Regions from separate parts of the Homo sapiens genome. Here regions 1, 2 and 3 are each linked to region 4. A link is a contact called in ENCODE Hi-C or POLR2A ChIA-PET data. All regions are on one chromosome and are shown on one strand. The core of a region is the stretch at or near the end of the contact, and the rest is flanking DNA. Distances in the headings are between cores, read along the strand shown.

What was found. Hi-C counts contacts between places; a loop is a spot of excess contacts on that map. ChIA-PET counts read pairs that join two places held with the same protein, here RNA polymerase II (POLR2A). Pooled maps may share reads with other maps.
Region 1: a map of endothelial cell of umbilical vein shows a loop between it and region 4 (2.2-fold over the local background). The contact joins the enhancer-like site here to the promoter of CCDC83 in region 4. A Hi-C loop is called at or near these places in 2 of 168 maps with a recorded cell type or tissue (PC-9 and endothelial cell of umbilical vein) and 2 of 50 pooled maps. POLR2A ChIA-PET finds 5 or more read pairs at or near these places in 6 of 52 experiments (AG04449, Caco-2, H1 and 3 more).
Region 2: a loop to region 4 is called in a pooled map, with 3 times the contacts of the local background. The contact joins the enhancer-like site here to the promoter of CCDC83 in region 4. A Hi-C loop is called at or near these places in 4 of 168 maps with a recorded cell type or tissue (HepG2, colonic mucosa, heart right ventricle and 1 more), 4 of 37 single-sample maps with no recorded cell type and 4 of 50 pooled maps. POLR2A ChIA-PET finds 5 or more read pairs at or near these places in 1 of 52 experiments (A673).
Region 3: a loop to region 4 is called in a map of IMR-90, with 14 times the contacts of the local background. The contact joins the promoter of CREBZF here to the promoter of CCDC83 in region 4. A Hi-C loop is called at or near these places in 12 of 168 maps with a recorded cell type or tissue (B cell, CD4-positive, alpha-beta memory T cell, CD8-positive, alpha-beta T cell and 8 more), 7 of 37 single-sample maps with no recorded cell type and 20 of 50 pooled maps. POLR2A ChIA-PET finds 5 or more read pairs at or near these places in 12 of 52 experiments (CD4-positive, alpha-beta T cell, CD4-positive, alpha-beta memory T cell, CD8-positive, alpha-beta memory T cell and 8 more).

The regions. Positions count from the first base shown.
Region 1 is chr11:85,721,440-85,727,654 of GRCh38, forward strand. SYTL2 (synaptotagmin like 2) reads right to left here. Exons shown (of 20, transcript NM_206927.4): 8 at 2,593-6,215. Among named protein-coding and RNA genes, the nearest start is that of CCDC89, 38 kb to the left of the region's middle. Within about 2 kb of position 4,637, at least 5 of the 41 ENCODE cell types and tissues checked have a DNase peak (open chromatin) inside an H3K27ac peak, as active enhancers do; they include PC-9 and endothelial cell of umbilical vein, where a contact is called at or near this core.
Region 2 is chr11:86,017,929-86,024,006 of GRCh38, forward strand. It overlaps PICALM (phosphatidylinositol binding clathrin assembly protein), which reads right to left. Exons shown (of 20, transcript NM_007166.4): 4 at 4,439-4,541. Among named protein-coding and RNA genes, the nearest start is that of PICALM, 48 kb to the right of the region's middle. Within about 2 kb of position 3,668, at least 2 of the 41 ENCODE cell types and tissues checked have a DNase peak (open chromatin) inside an H3K27ac peak, as active enhancers do.
Region 3 is chr11:85,660,273-85,666,503 of GRCh38, forward strand. It overlaps CREBZF (CREB/ATF bZIP transcription factor), which reads right to left and starts at 4,857. Exons shown (of 1, transcript NM_001039618.4): 1 at 1-4,857. The coding sequence starts at 4,603. The coding sequence ends at 3,539. RefSeq lists enhancers at 3,481-3,720, 3,831-4,120, 4,391-4,440.
Region 4 is chr11:85,854,041-85,859,553 of GRCh38, forward strand. CCDC83 (coiled-coil domain containing 83) reads left to right here and starts at 1,343. Exons shown (of 11, transcript NM_001286159.2): 1 at 1,343-1,544. It also overlaps a transcript of SYTL2 not described here and the pseudogene AHCYP6.

The DNA.
Region 1 (6,215 bases), core at 3,387-5,886, 130 kb before region 4:
GGTTTCATGATCTAGTATAATTTCCAATGAAATGTTGGGAAATAACATGGGATAGTCAAATTTTTATTTTAGTAAGGCATTTTAAAGTTGCGGGAGGGAGGCCTCTATCATTTACTAATGCCGTTATTTTATAAAAGGAATGGCTGCATCATGAATAAGCTTAAGTACTGACATTTATTACTGCTGTATTCTCAGTGCCTAGAACAGTGGCTGGAAATAAACACTTCAAAATATTTGCTGAATCAATGAGTGATTCGATTAAGGAATCAATTAATTTAAGAACCACTTCTCTAGACAATAATTTCCTGAAATACATTCCAGTTCTGCCTAGTACATTCCATAGCAAATGGATTCTAAGATGAATTAGATTTGGATGTTCTCTGTTCAAATTTAAAATGTTCCTTACTGCGGACCTTCTCTGTGCATAATGGCCCAGCATTTCCAAAAGTATTTGACTACTGAACCTTTAATTTTTCCCAAAGGAGCATACTGAGGTATTGCTTAGTTAAGAGCTCAGCCGCAAGTCAAATGTGTTAGCTTGCTCCCCAAAATTACAGTACCCTTATAGTAGGTTTCTCTTCATTTTTCACCCCACCCCCACTGCAGTTTGCTTTAAAATAATAATTTAGGTTAGAGTATATAAACCTAAATTAAAATCATGACTATACCATTTGATACTTCTTAATTGGCTTGTTATTCTAAAATGTCTTCTCTGGGCTCTGTTTAGGTGATTTTTTTTTTTTTTTTTTTTTTTTTTGAGATGAAGTCTTGCTCTGTAGCCCAGGCTGGAGTGCAGTGGCGTGATCTCGACTCACTGCAAGCTCCGCCTCAGGGTTCACACCATTCTGCTGCCTCAGCCTCCCGAGTAGCTGGGACTACAGCCACCACCACGCCCGGCTACTTTATTGTATTTTTTAGTAGAGATGGGGTTTCACCATGTTAGCCAGGATGGTCTCGATATCCTCACCTCATGATCTGCCCGCCTTGGCCTCCCAAAGTGCTGGGATTACAGGCGTGAGCCACCGTGCCCAGCCTAGGTGATTATTTAACGCTGCCTTTTTAGATAGGCTTTTTACTATTCAGTCAGTTATGCTGGGATACACATTAGATGATAGTCTCTAACATAATTGCAAATTTGCAAGCGCTCCTTCTCCTGTGGGTCAGTTTACACTAGCAACTCATGGGCAGTTTAGTAAGAGCCTACCTCAACAAGTTTAACATGCTGGCTTTATTCTTGCCATTACATTAATTAATTATTAATTAATTAAATTTATTTACTTTAGAGATTAAATAAATTTAGAGATTTAATTAGAGATTTATAAATAAATATGTATGGTTTTAGAGATTGATATTTCAATTTCTTTCTTTTTTTTATTAACAACAAAATTTTTTAGAGGGGCTTCAACTTAACTGAATAGGATTAAAGGTGGATTCTTTGGTCAGTGTTCAAGAAGAGACCCTATAGCTACTTACAAAGGAGTCCACACCTCAAAGTAAGCCACTCAGTAAAGCTTATCTATTTTCACTGGAACGAAAAGGAGCTAAACAAATGACAAATTCTACTAAACTACAAGGAAGGCAATCAGCATCAGTTGTGCAACTTTGGTTAAAATGTCCCAGCCAAAAAACATTCTCTATCATTTCATCATTTTAATCAGGTAGCTTCTCATTCCTATTTGCTCTGGGGTTTCTCTGCTAAAATGTCCACATGTTGATTAAATAGCAAACTGAGACAAGCCCTACATTTTACAGCCTGGCCGCCAAAACCAACGCCCCCACGTTCATGTAGATGAATGTGGAGATCGACTCAGGTCATCAACTTAGCCAAGGCTGGAGCCAGAGAAATGTACCTGGCCAGGCAATGCCCTTAGGTGGCATCAGGTGAGTCATCTGGCCAAAGTCATACTCTAGAAAGGGAAGATTGTGCATATAATTGAAAATGAGAGGGAGAAAGTGGCAACAAAACACCACAGCACAAGGTATCTGAGGGAAGGAAAGTTCCGGCCTTGTATTTTGTCCCTAGCATTTAGCCACCACTGTGGTAAGATATTGCTCCCGAATGGGAAATTTGTGTCCATCTGTGGCACATCTTTGCGACAAATCTTACCAGACTTCTATAAAGGTTGCCAATTAAGGAAGAAATTCTAAATATTTCCAGGAGGAAAACTAGCTTAAATGTATTAAAGGTACTTTCCAAACCCAAAAAGTCATTTAAAAAGTATTTTTTGAAACCTAAAAGTTCTATAGGTAGATTAAAGAGAAGTCAACTCAGACTCTGAAACAGCCTTATAGGAAAGCTGTTTTACGTAATGCATTTGATTAAAAAATATAAATAATTTTTTTAATTAAGAAAGTCTCAGGAACACAGAAGTGGTAAGAAGAATTTAACATCATTTAAGAATTATGTAATGCATTTGATTAAAAAATATAAATAATTTTTTTAATTAAGAAAGTCTCAGGAACACAGAAGTGGTAAGAAGAATTTAACATCATTTAAGAATATCAAATTAATCCCAATTAAAAAAAATCATCCTTTACATCAGCATTCCATAAAGCAGACTCACTGTGAGTTAAAAAATTTTAAATGCTCACTGGAAGGATTTCTCCAGCTCTCTGCATTAGAACTGGTGTTTCCATCTGAAAAATCAGACTCAGAGAAACCTTCTTTTTCTTCCTCTTTCTCTTGTTTCATATATGGCGATGCTAGAGTCAATTCAACTTTACTTGTTTTTGTAGAGTTTTCTTTGTTCATCAGGAGAGGAATGGGTTGCCTATTTCTGGACACACTAATTGCTTCAGAAGCCTCTCCAAAGCCAGGTTCCTGAAGAGTCCCTTGTCCCCCTGCAACCCCACTTTCACTGTCCCTGTCCTCTGGGGGGGTTACAGTTTTAATGGTCCCTATTTCATGAGCCACATAAAGTTGTGGGGTTCTAGGGATCTCAACTCCACTTCTGGAACCACAAAAATCTACCAATAAATCAGTCACAAGTGCGTCTCCTCCCAACATTTTATCACATTGGTTGACTTGAGATTCCAAACCATTACTTTTATCCTTCATTTCAGAGGTCTGTGAGGCTGCCCTGTAAAAATGGGGCACTGTCCCCAAGAACCTGGTCTGCTCTGACTGTGAGGACTCCTTCTCGTGAGTTTCTTCTCTCACTGACACCTGGGGCTGATAAGGAGGAGCTTCAGTTATTTCTTTAAGAAGTTTCTCAAAACCAGCATCAAAAGCACTCTCAGTTATTAACGGAGCCTCGGCCTTTTCTACTGTTTCTTTTAATTCCTCAGGATGGCATTCAGAAGTGGCTCGCCTGGGCTCCTCTGTACTACCTATTAACTTTGATGGAGAAAGATTCCCTGTATCACTTTCATATTTTGAGGGGAAGGTTTCAGTTTCTTCCTTCAGTAGTTTTTCTAAGCCAGCACTGAATTCGAGGAACTCTGATTTGGGTTGAACAATTGTTTCCCTCACAATTTCTTCCACTTCCTGAGGGAGGCCTTTGCCATATTGAGCAACAATGGAAGCAAATGAGCTAAGCGTCTGGTCTGATGGAGACATTTGGGCAGCTAAATAAGATCCAACTTCATGAGTTTTATCAGGAACTACATTGGAGGAATAAAAATCCTTCCTGTCTGGAACTATGGTGTCCATCGTAGCCCATGGTGATATCACTCCTGGAGGATTTAGGGGGCTACATACTGGCTGTACTGCTTCAGGAAATTCTGGGTTCACTTCTCCAGGACCTACTTCCCTTCCAGCTGGATAACTTAACCATACTTCTCCACACAGCTTCTGTAATGCAGCACTTACATCATTCAATACAGGTCTGGGTGGAAGAATGACTTTCTCTACAGTCTCCGAAATTTCCGTTTGAGAAGGGTGTACCCTAGCCTGGGGAACAAGATGAGCATCCTGGGGAAAAAGCATATCTTGGGGAGGGCTGGCCACATCCCCAAAAGAACCCTTTCTGGAAAGCTGGGAAGTTGGATCCAATGGATGAGAATCTTCTGCAGCCATCTGAATCAAATTCTGTGTGCTTAGCTGGCACTCACCACTTTCAGCTTTCTTGAGGAGAGCTGTATTTCCAAAAGTTTCATCTCTCACTGGAAAAGGAGCTAGTATTTCTCTCTTATCAGCTGAAGTATTGTGACTCTGTTCTATCCCTTTTCCAAAAAATCTCCCCTCTTCCAGCTTAGAGTTGGTTCCAGTGATAACAGGCGCCAACTTGGCTTGCAAGGGAGAGGGTGAAGTTCCAGTTGCTTCCTTCAGGAGTTTGTCTAGACTAGCAGTCAAAGAGTTCCGTTTAACCTTTGGATGAACTACTGTTTTGTCAACATGCTCATTAATGATCTTCTCAGGTCCTTTGACTTCTTCCTCAGTATCAGCAAAATCTGTTTTTTGAGGCCATGTCCTATTTTCAGAAACACTTGGTTCAAGCACTTGTTTTCCATGAACTTTTCCACCAGAGGGTTGAATTGCTGGTGTTGAGGTTTCTGAAAGCAGTTTCTGCAAGCTGTCATTAAAAGTGTCTTTGCAGTCTTTAGACAAAACATTGGTTTTTATTATGGATTCTTGAATCTCTTGTTCTGAGTAATCCTTTTCTTCCTTAAACACTGGAGTAACAATCCCTTCCGTATTCTTTTCCACATTTTCCTTTGATGACTCATTTCCTGGCAACTGATAAGTATACTTTCTAAGTGGACTCAAAGGAAATGTGATTTCATCTGGTAGCACCTGGAGTATGCCCTTTGAATTTAATTTCTCCATTTCCTCTCTTGCCATAACTTTTTTTGGGCTTAGAAGCACCTCTGCTTCATGGGTATTTTTACCTGATAATTTAATGTCGCTGAATTCCTTGTGTTTCTGCCTATTAAAAGGTGCAGAATTTTTTTGGCTTGTGGTGGTAATATTCTTGTCATTATCCTTACTGTTTGAATTAGCTTCTAAGTCCCAAAACTTTCTCAAATTCTCAAACTGAGAGGGATTATAGACCTGTTCTGCATTGGGTTCATCCATTCTTTCTTTTAGGGACATAACTTTAAAGTTGGCATTTGATTCACGAACTAGAGGTCTGTCTTTCTCCAATGGAGCATGTCGTTCACTCCCGACATTTGAGGGAGGTTGCAGTGCTGGTAAAGTAATGTTTCTTCTAGAAGGCAAACTGTCTGCCACTTGTGATCTTTTTATAGGCTCATTTTTCTTATTCTGAAACAGAGACACTTTATCTGATTGCTCAGCTGAAAGATAGTATCTGGATGGACCTGCTATTTGTGGCTTGGTCTCTTTAGATTTATTTGAGGAATAAGAATTGGAGAGCTGGGATGCTTGATCATCCTCATCTAAGACCACTCGTTTGGGAATGGCCTGATTATATTCACTCTGGTCTGTAGATAAACTGTCCATGGATGATACACCCTGTGACTTCTTCACAGGCTGATATGCTTTAGCAGAAGGTTGTTCCTGGCTACATGAAGATGTGGGTTTTTCATGAGTTATCTTAGCACCAGCTTTCTCTCCTTCCCAAAAGGATATTCTGTCACTCACTCTTTTGTATTTCTCTCTCTGCACTTGGTTCTTGGGAACCTCACCAGCTTCTTGCTGGAATTGGACCTCAGGCTTCTTCCAAGGAGAGCCATTGTTGGCAACCCCAGGTGTTGACTTAATATTCTCTGGCTCTAAGGAGGCTTTCAGGATATAGGTATTTCCTACTTTGCTCTTTCTCTCTGCATTCATGTTATCTTTCAAACCTGGTTCTTTGACAACTGTTGAAGAGTCAAAATTCACTTCTGAGTGTCCTCTATTTTCTTCATGAGCATGAAACTTGGGTTCTTCTTCACCCAAGTTGCCAATATTATTAGTGTTGCATGGAACTTGGTTTTCTGCATCAGATTCCTTGAGAACACTGTAGGAATAGTTACTATTTGAAGGAGATGCCCCATTCCCTTTTCCTGGGCTTTTTGAATCTTGGCTATAGTCCATATTTTTACTCCCTTGACTTGGGGTGCCATAGCTTTCAAATGGTTGCAATATACCTGGGCCTTCCTTTGGGGTGCCTTTTTGGGACAAATTCATGAATTTGGATTTGATATTCACATTATTATCTTGGCAACTTTCAGAAACCAGCATATCTCCCTCTGCTTGGAATGGTGAGTCAGATCTCACAGGCTTCAATTCAATTTTGCTGGGTGATAGGGTCTTTGAGCCATTTTCTCTT
Region 2 (6,078 bases), core at 2,418-4,917, 170 kb after region 4:
GAAAGAGAAATGCAGATGTGGCAAAATGCTAAAAACTGGTGGTTCTGAGTAAAGTATACAGAAGTTCTCTAATATTCTTGCTACATTTCTGGAAGTGAAATTATTTTAAAGTAATATTATTTTTTAAAAGTCAGTAAACCAGCTAAAGTATCTCACTGAAGTCTCTCATCTAATTGGTGTGAAGCTAGAATTCAAACCTAGATTCATCTGACTAAAAAAGCTTGTGAGTTCTTACCACTATTAAACACAATGGAAAAGAGTGAAAAACCCAATAGAGAAGCTGTCAATGGACATCAAAAGACAATTAATAAAACAAGTATGGCATTCAAAAGGAAGGGGGAGTGTGCTCAATATCACCATTTATTCAATCAACTAATATAAAATGAACACATATGAACGCATTTTTCATGATGATGGAAGAATACAAATAACTATTTAAGCCAATAATTTAGTATAACTTTTATAAAGGATAATTTGGTGTTTTGTATTAAAATGTTAAATGTATATATATCTCAATGACTCATCAATTTTAATAATTTATTCTATAGAAAAACTCAATGCAACCATACATAAAAGGATGGTCAATCCACTGCTTTTATAAGATTAAAAAAAGGGAATAAATCAGATGTACACCTGCAACATAATTCTACAGCCATTCATAAGAATGAGATGGATTGAGGCCAGATGAGGTGGCTCATGCCTGTAATCTCAGCACTTTGGGAGGCCGAGACAGGTAGCTCACTTGAGGTCAGGAGCTCAAGATCAGCCTGGCCAACATGGCAAAACCCCATCTCTACTAAAAATACAAAAATTAGCTGGGCATTGTGGCGGGCACCTGTAGTCCCAACTACTTGGGAGGCTGAGACAGAAGAATCGCTTGAACCCGGGAGGTGGAGGTTGCAGTGAGCCAAGAGCACGCCACTGCACCCCAGCCTGGGTGATAGAGCCAGACTCTGACTTAAAAAAAAAAAAGAAAAAAATGAGATGGATCTATGTGTACAGACATTGAAAATGTCCAAAATACACAGGAGGGGAAGAAAAGCAGCCTTCAAAGAATCTGATCCAATTTTTATGTAATTTTCTATGTGCCTTTATATACATATTTCTATTTACTCGCACAGAAAAGGTTAGACACACTAAAATGTTAACATTTTCTATGAATTAGGATGGTATTTTTCTTAAATTTTATTACTTTTGTAAACATAAAAAAAAATCTTAATAAATCAAACTTTACTACTTACAATGAGAGTCCTCTCCAAAAGGTGTAGCCTACTGAGGTTTTTGCCATGATATAATAATTTCAATTGCTGTCATGTCCTCAATTTATACCTGATATTCTTGATTTTTTTCTTTTGTATTTATACAGTCTGACGTGTATATGTGTGTGTATAATGCCACTTTTGCACTTCTTCTTGGTCCCCACTCAATTATGGCTCCTCCTTGATTCAACTAAGTCAATACTAATTTTATTGTACTTAATCAGGAGCTATTTTCCTCCAATTAAAAAAGACTGCTCTATTAAATAAAAAAATTCACCAACTATTCTCAAGACTGGCCCTTCAAATTAGAACAAAAGTTACCATTTTAAAAATCTATTATTCTGAAATCTGTAAATACACTGAAGATCAACTTCACTGAAGACACTTTACAGTGAAATATTATTGGACAGGATACAGAGGTTAAAAATCAGACTTCTAAAAAAGTTCTCCACCATAATCTTCTACAAAGTGCTTAAATATATGAAACAAAATCTGTAGAATTTACTTTAGGTATATTCCAAAATAATCACCTCCTGATGGATTTGGAATGGCAGCATAGAACATTTAAATTCAGCTTTAAATTTTCTTGCATAACTAAGAGGTTACCTCTATATTTTAATTAAATTTTTCACTTCAGTCCATTAATTTAAAATTTCAATAGAACAATCTAAAGGAACACATCAATTGCTTAGACCTTTGGGATCACTGAGCAGCAGAGTGGCTCAGGAAGGCATTCACCAGACTATTTCTGTACATGCCAGATTCCCTTCAAGACAGGTCTTCATAGCTACAAGGGTCATCGCTGCTGCTAAGAATGTCTTCAGTGGCTTTCTCCTGAGGCCTCATCCTATATCCTAGGAAAAAAATCTGCATATCAGGTGTTATCACTTATAGAAGCACTGACTATATCATTCATGTGACTGGATCATGTACTAAGATGATTGTTATTTAGGGTGCAGCAAAAATTAAATGCATCTTCTGCATTTAAGATTAAAAGAAAGCTTAAATACAAAACAGCACTGAAAGAAATGAAAAAAGATCCAAATAAACAGAAACACATCTCTTGTTCATAGACTAGAAATTTAATCATTAAGAAGGTAATACTCCCCAAACTGATCTATAGATTCAATGCAATCCCCCACAAAATCCCAGCTATCTTTTCTGCAGAAATCAAAAAGCTGATCCTGAAATTCACATGGGAATGCAAGGGGCCCAGAACAGCTAAAACAATCTTGGGAAAAAAAAAAAAAAAAAAAGAATAGAATTGGAAGACTCACACGTTCTAATTTTAAAACACACTGCAAAGCAACAGTAATCAAGACAATGTGGTACTGGCATGAAGATATACATACAGATCAACAGAACAGAACTGCAAGTCCAGAAATAAACCTTTACATTTATGGTCAACTCATCTTCAACAAGGTACTAAGACTATCCAATGGGGAAAGAAGAGTAATTTCACAAAATGTTGCTGGGATAACTCAATATCCACATACAAAAGAATAAATTTGGACTCACCTCTCACACCATATACAAAAGTTAATTCCAAATAGATAAGAACCTAACTATATGGGCAAAAAATACAAGATTCTTAGAATAAAAAGTAGGAGTAAATCTTTGTGACCCTGGATTAAACAATGATTTCTTAGACATGATTACAAAAGTACAAGCAACCAAAGGAAAAAAAAGATACACTTAATTAATTAAAAATGTTTGTTCTTCAAAAAACACCAACAAGAAACTGAAAAGACAAGCCATGGGAGAAAAATATTTGCAAATTATTTATGCGATAAGAAACTGGTGCCCAGAACATATTTTTTAAAATTCTTGCAACTTAACAATAAAAAGGGCAAGTAACCCAATTTAAAAATGAGCAAAAGGCCAGGTCAGTAGCTCAAGCCTATAATCTCAACACTGTGGGAGGCCAAAATGGGAAGACTGCTTGAGCCCAGGAGTTCAAGACCAGCCTTGGCAACATAGTGAGAACTCATTTGTATGAAAATTTTTTTAAAAATTAACTGAGCATAGTGTTGCATGCCTGTGTTCCCAGCTACTCAGCAGGCTGAGGGGGAAAAATTGCTTGAGCACAGGAGGTCGACACTGCAGTGAGCTGGGATGGTGCCACTGTCTCAAAAAGTGAAAATAAAAAATAAAAACAGGGCAAAGGGTTTGAAGAGGCATTTTTTCAAAAGACGATATGCAAATGGTCAACAGCTCAAAAAAAATGCTCAATATCATTAGCCATCAGGGAAATGCAAACTAAAAATCACAAGACACCAGTTCACACCCACTAGGATGGCTACCATTTAAGAAAAAAAAAAAAAGGCAAAAAAAAACCCAGAAAATAACAAGTATGGCAAGAATAGGGAGAAACTGAAAGTGCCATACATTGCTGGTGGGAACGTAAAGTGATTCAACTGCTTTGAAAAATGATTTGGCAGTTCCTCAAAATGACAAACATAAGAGTTACCATATGACACAGCAATTCCACTTCTAGGTATACACCGAAGAGAATTAAAAAGATAATCCACATAAAATCTAATGTTCACAGCACCATTATTCCTAATAGGCAAAAGTAGAAACTATTCAAGTGGCCATCACCTTATGAACAGATAAACAAAATGCAGTATATGTCCATAAAGTAAAATATGATTTGGCTAGAAAAAGGAATAAAATACTGATATATGAAATAACATGGATGCTATAACTTGGACATATCATGCTACACAAAGGTCACATATTGTATAATTTCATTTATATGAAATGTTCAGAATAGACAAGCCCAGAGACACAGAAAGTAGATTCATGGTTGCCAGGATCTAGGGGAAGAGGGAATAGGAAATGAATGCTAATAGGTATAGAGTTTCTTTGTGGAGGTGATAAAAATGTTCTGAAATTAGTGGTGATGTTGGACAACTTTGTAAATACACTAAAAACCAATGAATTACACACTTTAAAATGATAAATTTTGTTATGTGAATGATATCTCAATAAAGGTGCTATAAAAAGAACTTAAAAACAAATCCTACCACAAAAAGTACTTGATATACCTCATCAAAGAAAAATGAGGCTCATCTTTTAAAACTGGCTAAAATTTCATAATTCATAATCTAGTAACTCCTATGTTTTACATTTTTAAAAATTCAAATCAATTAGATGTCAAAAAAAGCTTAACTCACCCTCTCTTCACTTTTGTGAAATCAAATGCAACTTGTCTGTATGAAACTGCTTTCTCATTTAAATATCTACTATACCGCCTAATAAATGTAGACATGTCATATCCTGTAAAAAAACAAAAACAAAAACAAAACAAAGAGAGAGACAAGTTTTTATAAATGACTAAAAATCCCAATATGCCTAGAAAAACAACTCATTGCATCCAATGGCTATAAAATGTCTTGATATCCCAATTCAATTTAGTATGTAAATTAAGTAACTAATTAATAACATTACCATTAAATTCTCTTAAGGCTTCATATTTAAATCAGATAAGTCCTATGTAGTTTTAAAAAAAAAACCTCTTCCCTTAGAACTTCACTATTCTCTCAATATTCCTATTCTTTATTCATCAGGAATTAGAAAAACGTTCTTTTACACAACTTGATAATCTCACAACTCAAATTTAACATCCTATGGAACCACAATCCCATTCCTCAAATCAAGCAACTTTATATAATTTTTATACTCCTAAAATCTTTAGCTGTATTTAGAACCATAACTTGTATGTGCCAACCTTATAAAAAGTATAAAAAATTACTGTGTAATATAAGAAATGGCAACATGCAAGTTCAGGGTGTAACAAAAACAATTATATGAATGTTTTCAATGAAACTTTCTAAATGAATACATAAATCATTCTAAGATTTTGTTTCATCATGACCTTGACTTGAAAACTTTAGCAACATAAAATCTAATCAATATTATTTTCTAAAAACACCAAAAACTTTGTGTTTTAGTTATTACCTGGCTCAAGGAAGTCTATAAATTTTTGCTCCTCATTGAAAAGTGAACCCATTTTATCTCATATTCATCTAACAAATTTAATTACTTGGTCTTTGCTACCTTTAAAAGACAATACCAAAACCAACCAAAATGTAAACTAACTGGATTTCAACATCACCAGTTCATTTATTTAGCAAAATATTTATTGAGTGCCTATTAAGTACCAGTGGAGAAAAATCAGTGAACAAAATAGAAAAAAAAATACTGCTCCCATATGACTTCATACCTACTACTGTACACGTCAGGTGTTACATGCTCACATTCCTCAGCTCTTCGGTTCATATGGTTCTATCTACTATACCCCATCCTAAGACGGTAAACACCTCTCATCCTTCAAGGCTCAACCTCTCGTCTACATAAAAAGAGTGAAATTATTAACACCTTACCACTAGAATTGCTTAATTTCCATCTTAAGAAAATGATAAATCAGTCGCTAATAAGACACAAAAAACCTACTTGGATATATGCATAAACTCTGCCTAGAGCACTGCTCTGCATCTTGTTTTCCATAGACTTTTAAAGTTAAAATGAACTGAATGAGGGAGGAAGTGAAAATTAAAGGATGAGTAGGCAGTTTCTTCCATGCCCCTGAAAATAGAGACACTCCATTTTTATCTATAATATATATCTGGCTTCTGTTTAAGATTTCAAAAAGAGGCCAGGTGTGGTGGCTCATGCCTGTAATCCCAGCACTTTGGGAGGCTTAGGAGGATCGCTTTAGACCAAGAGTTCAAGACCAACCTGGTCAACAGAGCAAGAGCCCATCTCTACAAAATATTTAAGAATAAAAATATTAGCCAGGCGTGGTGGTGCACAT
Region 3 (6,231 bases), core at 3,607-6,106, 190 kb before region 4:
TCCAAAGGTTACAATTTTGTAAAGATATGCAATAACTGAGTATCACTCCCATGAAAGACAAAAAAAGTATAATTTTGTTCCAAGATTAACTTAGTCTCATGTATCTCTATTAAGTCTTTCAAGGATTCCAGAGAATCTTTTCATATCTCCATTTCTGGAAAGTGAAATCAGTATAGAAGTAATTTGGGAACTTGAAAATGGCATTCATTTTTTTCAGCAGATGCCAAATTTTTGACCGACATGGTTCTCACAATTACTTTGTTACCAACAGTCCAGTCAGTTAACAGGTTGTAGGAAAAGATTCGTTTTTGCAGACACTGCTAAGCTGTTCAAAGAGAAGAGAGAGAGATTAATTTAGTGATTATAAAATGCACAAATATTTAAAATATTTTGAACACTTCTTGTTGGATTATATCAGAGGTGTGACTACATTTTAACAAAAGTGGACTTTTTAAGATAAGTCTGGTCAAAGAAGTGCAGAAACAGTAAGTCAATATGATAGAAATAGTAGGTCAAAATATGATGTGTTAGTTCAATTAATGTATGAACTCCTGCCACCATCAAAAGACAAATATTAAAAAGCTACATCTTTAGTCTAGTTCTGTATTTTACCAGAGGCACATTTAGAAGAAAAACAAAAGGGTCACCCAAATACTAAATTGTTTTCAACCATTACAGTAAATAGAGCCAAACCTAGAAATTTCAAAAACAATCCATTTTATATTCCAGAAATCTCCTTTATCCATGTGCTAATCATCCAGAACACAATTTTCTAAAAATAGTAAGACAACAGTTTCACATTAATCATAACTTTTTTAATTAACAAGTAGTGAATCGGACACTTTAAGATATTGTTTACTACATACTGAAATAAACAGATCTGTTTAAATTCAGAAACCCAAACATTTACAGTAAAATGTGCTTACACATAAATATGACCAAATTTATTTAAAGCCCCTATTAGATAGATCCTAAGTACATGCAATTACCATGTAAAAACAAGACCATGAAGTTGATGTAAAAAATGACAAAATCACTAAGTCACCAAAACTAGAAAAAAAAAAATGAAATGGAAACTGAGAAAAGACAGTTAATAAAACATAAGGAACCTAACAAAGCAGCTTTAAAAATAGGCCATACTAATCCTTCCATTTTCAAAAGTTCTTATCAAGTAATTCCAAAAACTGCCATTTATAAAATGACATTCTAAAAATCTACACTTGGAATTTCAAAGTATCTCAATTCAGAAAGCTTTGACTACTGTTTCTCCCCAGCCCACAATTTCAAATAATGCAGGAAAAGTATTGACGTAAGGAAGAAAATACTCCAACAGAATGTTATAGTTTTTAGAAAAATGAACTTACTGCTTTCCAGAACCTTTTAAGACCCACAGTCAGCATTAACAATCATTTTTCCTATTTTCATCCATTATTTTCCAATATCATGTTAGAGATGAATAAATTCTTTGAGCCCATAACTAAAAGATCAACAAACCTGGTTTTATTATGACACCATATTTTTGTCATTGGTACTGCACAAAATTATATACAAAGAAATATATACAAAATGTTCAAGTATTAGTTAAATTTCAATTCAAGGCTTCTGTTTCAAAAAAGCTACATTTAACATATTTCATAAAGATAGCACAAATTAGTCATTTCAAATAATCTTTCCAACTACTTTTGGTTTATATATATATATATATATGTATATATATATATAATTCAGTAGGCACTAAAAACCCATGCAGCTGCATTGTGAGGGGCTTGCTCCTGCCCTTAGGTATAAGCAGGTTCATCACTCCAATTTGTGAGTTTGGCTACTACCCATTCATGCTCAAGTGCAGTAGTAGATGATTTTACAAAATATGCTGTGATGCACTGGAAACCAAAGACCAATTCAGGTCTCAAATCGTATTATCTAGCAACAAAACATTTACAGTTGTGCAAGAACAAGGATTCCATTTTCATAACCAAATAACAAAATAAAACATTTTATGTGTAAGATAACTTACATCTTTGGACTGCTGGAAAATACTTTTTAATTATGAACATGTTAAAAATAAAAAACAGCAGAAGCCCTGATATTACCTCTTTTTCCTCATTTCTTATACTACCTTTTAAAATAAAGCAGGAAATGTGGCCAGCAGCTGGTCCCGTCTCTTCTGCCCCAACAGCTGTATCCACTTTAGCACAAAGAAAAACAAGGATGCTAAATACGTATATACTTTATCAAGCAGTGATGTTTCACAAAGAATTTCTTAATGCCTCTTACACTGAAGGACACCATAATTCAATTTATACAACTGGTTAATAGATTCAAGGGAATAAATCCCACCTTAGGAAAATAGTACCAATCGTGTCATTTAAGTGGCCAGAACCACTCAATTTAAAAAATTATTTTAAAATAGGACAAATACTTTTGAAACACAGAGAATAAGATTCTTTGTGAAGCCTCACTTTACACGTTTTCATTCACATTTCACAACCTTCAATATCTAATCATACATATATAAATTTAACCTAAAATTTTAATACAACAAAAATAAAGATGTTCAACAATTTATTCAATCTCAGTGATAGGGTAATCACTGCTGGTCCTCAAAGAAACATTAGCCATTCTTATTCTCCAATTAACTAAAACGCAGGAGTCTCATATGTATGTTAATTTCCAACTTCTCTAATGGTGAGACATTAAAATGTTACTCCATTATAGACTGTTTCTATATCTCATACTGAAAACTAAAAGGCATTGTTGATATTTAAGAGATACCTGTCACCTCCAGCAAAATAACTATCACATTTGTGCATGCCCCAAATACTTAACTGTCAACCTCTGAAAAGTTGCCCTAAAATCGGAATTCCAATTTGCACCTTGTACAACTCGGAACTTCCATTCAACTTCACCTGTTTCACTGTCTCCAAACTGTCTCTCTATAAGCAGGTTTCAGTGTACAGTTGGAACCGATGTCATCCAAGGCCATGTCCACACTGGGGACAGAAGAGCTAGGTACACGCAAGTCTGAATAAGGGGACACATTAATAGCTATTTCAACCAGAAGAGGCATCTTAAATACATTCTTGACCAGCACAAGTCTGTTTCCAGGGTGGACAGGGCCCAAATTAGATTTCCCTCCCACCTTCCAAAACAGAAAAAAAAAAAAAAATCACACACACACAAACTGAGATGTTGCCCATTAAAGTAGACAAAGCAGCAGAGCATGAGCGTTACGGGAAGAGATGGATCCTTACCAGGTTGTGAGGCGGGAACGACTGTTCTGTAACCCCTACAACGGAGCCTGGCAGGAAGGAAATCACCTAAAAAAGAAACTGTCAGAGAGATTTAATAGTCACATGTTATCATTAGGAGTTGGTTACTGTGTCACATTCATGCTTTTAGCTAAACACTTTAAGATTCAATATTACTTTTTTTCTCTCCTCTGAAATGTGTCCGGTGAAGATGTCCCACTAAGGTAAGTTTGACATGGTGTAAGGGAGTTGAAAGGGGTAAACGCGGATAAAGAGCAGATTACTTGACCCTACATTTTAAGAGAAGACGACGCCTTCCGGGCGCACGCCGAGCAGAACTCCACCGACACCTTATCCTTGTCCACATGGAGACAGACTCCTCCCGCCGAGTCGTCCTCTTCCAGCAGGTCCTGCTTCTGCTTTCCCACCGGCAGAGCGTAGTCGTGGTCACCGGCGGGCGAGTCTCTGAAGAGCGAGGTGGTCAGCCGCAGTCCCACGCCGCTCAGCCGGCTCAGCAAGCGAGCCAGTCCAGTCTCGTTGGCTAAGACTGCCCGTAGGTAGCGACTCTCCTCCTGCAGTGCCTGTACGCGTTTGCCCAGCTCCCGATTCTCGGCCCGCAGCTCCTGGTTCTCGGCTGCCAGACCCCGGACTCGACTCTCCAGCCCCATCACGTACTCCTTCTTCTTCAGTCGATTAAGGCGGGCAGCGGCCGCCGCCGCCTTCCGGGGACTCTTTGTCGCCGCCTGGTTGTTGTCGTTACCGCTGCCGCCACCGCCGCCTCCTCCTGGGGACTTTCTCCGCCTCTTTTCGGCGCTGCCACTGTCACTGCTGCTGCTGCAGCCTCCGATACCGTTTAACAGCCTTTGCAGCAGGTCAGAGAAGCGCTGCATTTCAGCAGCCGCGGCCTCATCGTCATCGTCCCCTCTCCACAGGCCGCCGCTATCCGAGCCTCCGCCAGACGAGGAGAGAGGCCCCGGCGAGCTAAGCCCGGGGTCCAGGTGCCAGTCCGGTTGCCTGGGGTCCAGGAGATCCGCCAGTTCCAGCCCAGACAGAAAGTCCATATCCTCCGTCTCTTCCCCCGGGAGGCTGGCGATCGCCTCCTCCTCCATCTCCTCGGGGGAGGGCGCGCGCACGGCCACGCCGCCGCGGCTCCCCCTCCCGGCTTCCAACTCTCCTTCGTCGCCAAACTGCTGCTTGCGGCCGGGAGATCCGGCCGCCGCCGTCTCCTCCTCCCCCGCTGCAGCCCGGGTCAGGTCAGAGGGCAGCGAACAAGTTGCAGCCGGCTCCGGGCTCTCACTGCGGGTTGGGGAGTTGCTGCCCGAGGCTGCCAGCAGCTTGGTCAGGCTATGCCTCATGAGGGCCAGCGGCGGGCCGCGGTAGGCCCCGGCCGCTAAGAGTGGGCCTCACGGGCCCCAAGGATCCCAGGCCCCAGGGCGGGTAGCCCCCGGCACTGGCCGAAACGAAATGCAGGGAAAGGTCCGAGTCGCCTCCCGCCTCACTTGGCTAGTCGACCCCCCGCGCCAAGGCGCGGGGAGGGACGGGAGAACGAAGCGGTGAGGCCCTGCGATGACTCGACCGCGCCACCCAGACAACGGCGTAGCCGGAAGTCAGTGGTTTTCGCCCCAGTCCCGCCCACCGCGTTTCGCGCGCCACCAGGCCGTAGTGTCGCGAGATTTCAGGGTGCTTTAGAGTGGGAATAATTCCAGCTTTCTAGTGATGTCATAATAACAGCGGCAAAAATAACAAGTCTCTAGATTTATCCACCCTAATTCAATACCACCCAATACCCAGACTCAACAGTTCAACACAACATTTTGCTATATTTGCTTTATCTTTACATAAATGCTTGTAAATTTTTTTTTTGCTGAATCATCCTAAAGTTGCAGATGAGACACCACACCCCTGCGTACTTCAGTGTGCATCTCTAAAAATAAGGACTTTTTTTTCATAATCATAATACTATTACCAAGTCTTCAGAAAATTAACAATCGTTTACTAATACTATTTAATACCTGGGCCATACTAGATGTCCTCAGTTGGATAATGGATATGCTAGTTACCCTAACCTGATCACTACATTCCATATGTATAGAAATATCACTATGTACCCAATGAATATGACAGTTATTATTTGTCAATTAAAAAAAATTAAAACCAAAGCAAAATGAATGTAGAATACAACATTGCTTACAAAAATTGTCTTCAGTTGTTCTTGCCATTTTTGTAAGTAGATGTTTTCACTTGAGCCAAAATCCAATCAGTACTGACTTACTGCATTTGGGTAACAAACAAACAAAAACTCTGACAAATAGAGCCAGGAAAGGCTATGAAGAGAGGGTACTCATGCTTGTATGCCTGAAAACAAAGACTGTAAAAACCACAACGTTGCACAAAGACCATCACGACCTTATACAAAACCTCTGCAAGGATGTCTGCCCAGAAACTGCCTGTCCAACCTTTAACTGACGTCACCCTTGTTATTGACCTTTGTAGCTAAGATAATTAGTTCAAAACAATGTGTAACCATCCTCATTTTTTTTTCCTTTAAAACTCTTTGTCTTCCTTCGTCTTCCTGAATACACACATAGTTTACTATGGCATGCGTTTTCCCACTGAAATGCTCCATTCTCAAAACATGTCTTTTATTTTAGAGACCTTTTCTGTTTGTTATTTAGGTTCACATCCCACAAGGGATTTCAGATTTGAAGCAGTTTACAAATACAGATATTTAGGTTCACATCCCACAAGGGATTTGAGATTTGAAGCAGTTTACAAGTACATTAGAATATAGTAAAACAAAACATTTTGAATTTTTAAAAAGCAAGGCCAATAAAAGATGAACTAGGAAGAGAAGGATTTCTGAAAGGGGAAAAGGTTAATCTTGGAATTGGATGGATGCAATATCTTACTCAGTTGTTTGAATTGGGCTAAAAATTGTTTCCTGACAGCCCAAACAAAAAAAGAGAAATGAATTTTCCTTTGT
Region 4 (5,513 bases), core at 93-2,592:
TGCCTACGCTGGTCTCAAACTCCTTACCGCAAGCAATCTGTCCACCTCGGCCTCCCAAACTGCTGAGATTACAGGCGTGAGGGATTGTAGGCGTGAGGGATTACAAGCATGAGCCACCGCGCCCTGCTATATTACTTATTTCTTAAACACCTGCAATTCATTAAAATACACCATGTATAAATTATAAATCATAATATTATCAAGAACTGTTATTTCTAAGTGCTGAATAAATGAATATTTCCACTCATTAAAAAAAAAAAAAGTTGTCCGTTCAAAGCCAGTGTCAAGTACCAAAAAAAGAAAATTATCTTGCGGCAGATAATGAGAAATAATGCAGGAGAGGAAAGAGGAACTTTAAAGGCTGTACGTGTAGGATTTTCTTTTTCTCTCTCGGAGGAAAGAACAGCAAAAAGCGAAGAGTGGGAAATGCTGGACTTAAATTCCTTTCTTTAGGTTTACGAACAAAAAAGGAAAGCGAGAAGAAAAACAGAATCAAGGACTTATACAGCAGGAAGTTGCCCTGTAAGCATTTAGTCCAGGGACCTGCCATTCTTATTAAGAGCTAAAACCAAAGAATTAGTGCACGAAAGTAGAAAGAAGACAAGCCGCCATTGTGGAAGGAGCGCAGCGGGACAGAGGCGCGCAGAAGCCTCACCAGACAACCAGGCCCCGTCCCCGTCCCCCGAACTGTGCGGAAAGCGCCACCGAGTCCAGGCGTCTCATTTTACAGCGGAAGACACAAACTCTGAGATCCAAATGACCTGCTCACGGTCACAGCACGAAGCCCGTGGGCCCTGTGTCTACAGTCACCAACTTCCAGGCTTGCGACTAAAGGGAGCCAACGAGCGCGTGAGCGTTTGAGACCAGCTGGCTGAGGGACGCCGAAAATCCCGCGCGGAGGAAGGCGGGAGAGCGCTACCGCTGCTACCAAGGCGGCGGCGCGGGCGCTCGGCCGGGACCCTTCCCTGCGTCGCCACCAGATGGCGCGCTCGGCCCGCCGTTCGCGGCTAAGCTAGGGCGGGTGGGGAGGGAGTAGGGAGGAGGACGTCGGTTGCCTTGGAAATGCAGGGCGCAGCAGCCGCTGCAGTGGAGCCGGTAGGCCTGGCCGGCGGGCTGAAAGGAAGTGCGAGCTGTCCGCCCAGGGCCGGGTATCCGCCCCTGCAGGCTGTGGAGGGGATGTCAGGAGACTGGCTGGCCTCTTTTCTTGGCCCCCGACTCCTTCCAGTCTGACACTGAAGACTTTATAAGCTTCCCCCCGACCACCCTCCACGGGCTCCACTCTCCACGGGCCTGGGCTTGCGCCGCTTCGAGATCAGCCTGGGGGTCGCGCCCTCCTGGTCTTGTCCACGAAGCGCCGTTCTTGGGCCGTTAGGAGCTGCTGGGAAGGGCTCTGATAGGCCCACTCCTCTTCTCCACCCAGGAGATGAGAAGGAGGGCAGGCCTTTTTAATCTGATCAGAATGTTAACCCATCTCTCCGCCTTGCGGTAGAACCCCTGGATACATTATTTGCCCTCTCGAAAGGCAGGCTCTGAATTTGATTCAGGTTTGTAACCTTCACGGTGCCCTCACACAGCCCCTAGCACACAGCAGACGCAGAGCAGACTAAGAATGCCTTCCATTCTTATGAGGCTTTATCACTTGACAGTTTTCCCAAAGCGTTTGGAGCCTCATAGCCCGGACAGCAACTAGGACAGATGGAGGAGGAAACAGGTCAGAGGTTCAGAGACTTGGCCTAGGTTATACAACTCTGTGCAGGAGCTGGGACTAAGCTCGGTCTTGCTTCTCTTAGTGCCTCTCTCACCAAATTCTGAGTCTAGTGAATGCTTTCTGAGGACCTCACATACTCTTGCATCCTTCTCAATACCAGCGCAATGCTCTTCCGCTGTAGGTACTTCATATGTGCTAAGTGTGTTATTGATGTCTTTTACCCTCATATCCCAATTCATAGATTGGTTTCAACTTCTTGCTCTGGATACTACAACATTCTTCTAAAGAAAACACTTGGTTTCTTTTATGAATTTGTCACATTTGTACAGTGCCATGTTGTTGCCTCACTCCCTTCCTTATCCCATAATTTTCTGCTGGGCAAGAGAGAGAGTTGAGGAAGTGATTAAGAGATGGGAAAAAGTGCCCTATCTAAGCCAAAAAAAAAAAAAAAAAAAGGAAAAGAAAGATTCCTGTGATGACAGAGGGGAAAAATAATGACTGGGTATTTATCAGTCTATGTGATAATTGCTCATGGATTGCCTTACAGCCACCTCCAGAAGATCCTCTTTAGACTCACTACTGCTATTTGAAGGTAGAAAGAAGCCTTTTTGTTCTCTACCATTATTATTGCATATTTTTCCCTTATCCTCATAATAATATTTTCATAGTTATTTTTCTTTTCTTTGTTGATAATTCTAAAACTGAAGGACAGTAAGAGTGGGAAAAAAATGTAGTTCTGGTTACTAGAGAAGTTAGTGTAATATACTGCAGTTCAAACTATTTGATATTAGCAACTCTGGATCAGAAGACGGACTAATTTTAAAGCTAAGACTCCAATATCTTTGGGTACTGCAGTAGAAAAATGTGCCATGACTAAAGGATTGGTGAAGAAAATACATGCTAATGTAATGTACATCATCAGTCGTCCAAGTGAAACTTGAAAATGTCACTCATCTAGATATTTTTAAATACCTTGATTTTAATATATGATTTTAACATATTTCCAAACCGGGCAAATTTTACATTTTAACACTAACAATTTTGGTCCCTATCATATATACATAATCAATATGAAAAGCGGTCTCAATTTTTAAAATTAATGTTTTAGGTGGTACTATTACCACTGAATGGCTTTAAATTAATTCAGGATTTTTAAAAACATTTACTGGAGACCATTTCTAATTAAGTTAAACATGTGTTCTGTGCAATCTCATTTGCAGTAGCCACAAAACGAATAAACTACCTGGGAACCCCCTGCCCAGTGCCATACCCCCAGTGCCTGTCCCCAGATCGAGGCTTGGGCCCCTTCAGCCATGTCTATCACAAGCACCACCAGCATGTCTGACAAACTGCCCTACAAAGTCACTGACATTGGCCTGGACTTCTGGGGATGCAAAGCCCTGGATATTGTGGAGAACCAGATGCCGGGCCTGACGTGCATGTGGGAGCTGTACTCAACCCTCCAAGCCCTCGAAGGGCACGCGCATCACCAGTTGCCTCCATAGGACCCATGGAGATGGCCATCCTCATTGAGACCCTCATTACCCTGGGTGCCAAGCTGCAGTGGTCCAGCTGCAACATCACCCAGGACCATGAGGCAGCTGCCATTGCCAAGGCTGGCATTCCAGTTGTACGCCTGGAAGGGCGAAACAGAGGAGGAGTACCTGTGGTGCACCAAGCAGACATTATACTTCAAAGACGGCCTCCTCAACGTGATTCTGGATGTCGCTTGGGCCCCCACCAACCTCATCCACACCAAGTACCCACAGCTCTTGTCGGGGATGTGAGGCATCTTCAAGGAGACCATGATTGGGGTCCACAAGCTACACAAGATGATGGCCAATGGGATCCTGAAAGTGCCTGCCATCAATGTCAACAACTCCGTCACCAAGAGCAAGTTTGACAACCTCTCCGGCTGCCAGGAGTCCCTCATAGATAGCATCAAGTGGGCCACAGACGTGATGATTGCCAGCAAGGTAGCAGTGGTAGCAGGCTGTGGCGACATGGGCAAAGGCTGTGCCCAGGCCCTGTGGGGTTTCAGGCCCATGTCATCATCATCAAGATCGACCCCATCAACATACTGCAGGCTGCCATGAAGGGCTATGAGGTGGCCACCATAGACGAGGCCTGTCAGGAGGACAACATCTTTGTCACCACCACAGGCTGTGTTAACATCATCCTTGGCTGGCACTTTAAGCAGATGAAGGATGATGCCATCATTTGTAACACTGGACACTTTGACATGGAGATTGATGTCAAGTGGCTCAACAAGAATACTGTGGAGAGAGTCAACATCAAGCCCCAGGTGGACTGGTATCAGCTGAAGAATGCACACCACATCATCCTGCTAGCTGAGGGTCAGCTGGTCAACCTGGGTTGTGCCATGGGCCACCTCAGCTTCTTGATAAGTAACTCCTTCACCAACCAAGTGATGGCGCAGACTGAGCTGCAGACCCACCCAGACAAGTACCAGGTTATGGTTCTCTTCCTGCCCAAGAAGCTGAATGAGGCAATGGCTGAAGCCCACCTGGGCAAGCTGAATGTGAAATTGACCAAGCTGACTGAGCTGCAAGCCCATTACCTGTACTTGTCCCGTGATGGCCCCTTCAAGCCAGATCACTACCACTACTGAAAGCCAGACCTGCCCTTCGCCTTCCAACTGCTGTCCTTGTCCAGGCCCTGCCTCTCCTCCCTAAGAGCAAATGGCACCCACTTTGTGATTGGTTTGTCAGTGTCCCCTATTGACTCCCTGGGGCTGGTCACTCAGTTTTTGGCCTCTGCTGCATCCCTCATACTGTTCCAAGTGTGGCAGGGGGAATTGAGAGGCCCCTCCTCAAGCCTTGGTCATGATAGGGGTACAAGGGAGACAGCCACAGGGAACTATGAATTCAATGATCTTGGAACTTCTCACTAAGTCAGTCCTTCCTTAGCCTGGAAGTTGGTAATGGAGTCACAAAGCCCATATACTTTACCATCTAGGCATTCACCCGGTCTGTGGACTTATACCTGTGTGCTTGGTTCACAGGTTCAGTGGTACCTCAGCCCATGACAGAAAAGCAGCAGCTATATTGAAGGGCAAAGAGGAACTGTTGTTTGAATTTTCCTGAGAGCCTGACTTAGTGCTGGGCCTTCTCTTCCACCTCATAACAATGAGGTTGGTACTTTTAGTCTCTGTTTTATAGGAGTTAGAATAGACTGTTAAGGGACAACTGAGAAAGGACAGAGAATTGATAGCCAGAGGTTGAGAGGGGCCATAAAAACATAAAAGCAAGCATAGATCTGCTACCACTTTGTAACAAGATAATTCCTATCACAACCCTGGGTCAAAAAGAGAATAATCTGGTCCATAATGTTTATGTTAAAAAAAAATAAAAAGCAGGAAGGTGGGTAAATAAAAATCTTGGTGCCTTAAAAAAAAAAAAAAAAAAAAAACCCCTAGGAATACAGCTTACCAAGAAGGTAAATGAGTTCTACAATGAGAATTTCAAAACACTGCTGAAATAAGTCAGAGATGAACACAAACAAATGGAAAAACATTCAATGTCATTTTTCATGGAATTAAACAAAACTATTCTAAAATTCATATGGAACCAAAACAGAGCCCTAATCACCAAATCAACCCCAAACAATAAGAGCAAAGCCAGGGGAATCACACTACCCAACTTCAAACTATATTACAAGGCTACAGTAACCCAAACAACATGGTACTGTTACAAAAACAGACATATAAACTAATGGAACAGGTTAAAGGACCCAGAAATAAAGCCACACACCTACAACTACTGGTTTTGTGACAGAGTCAATG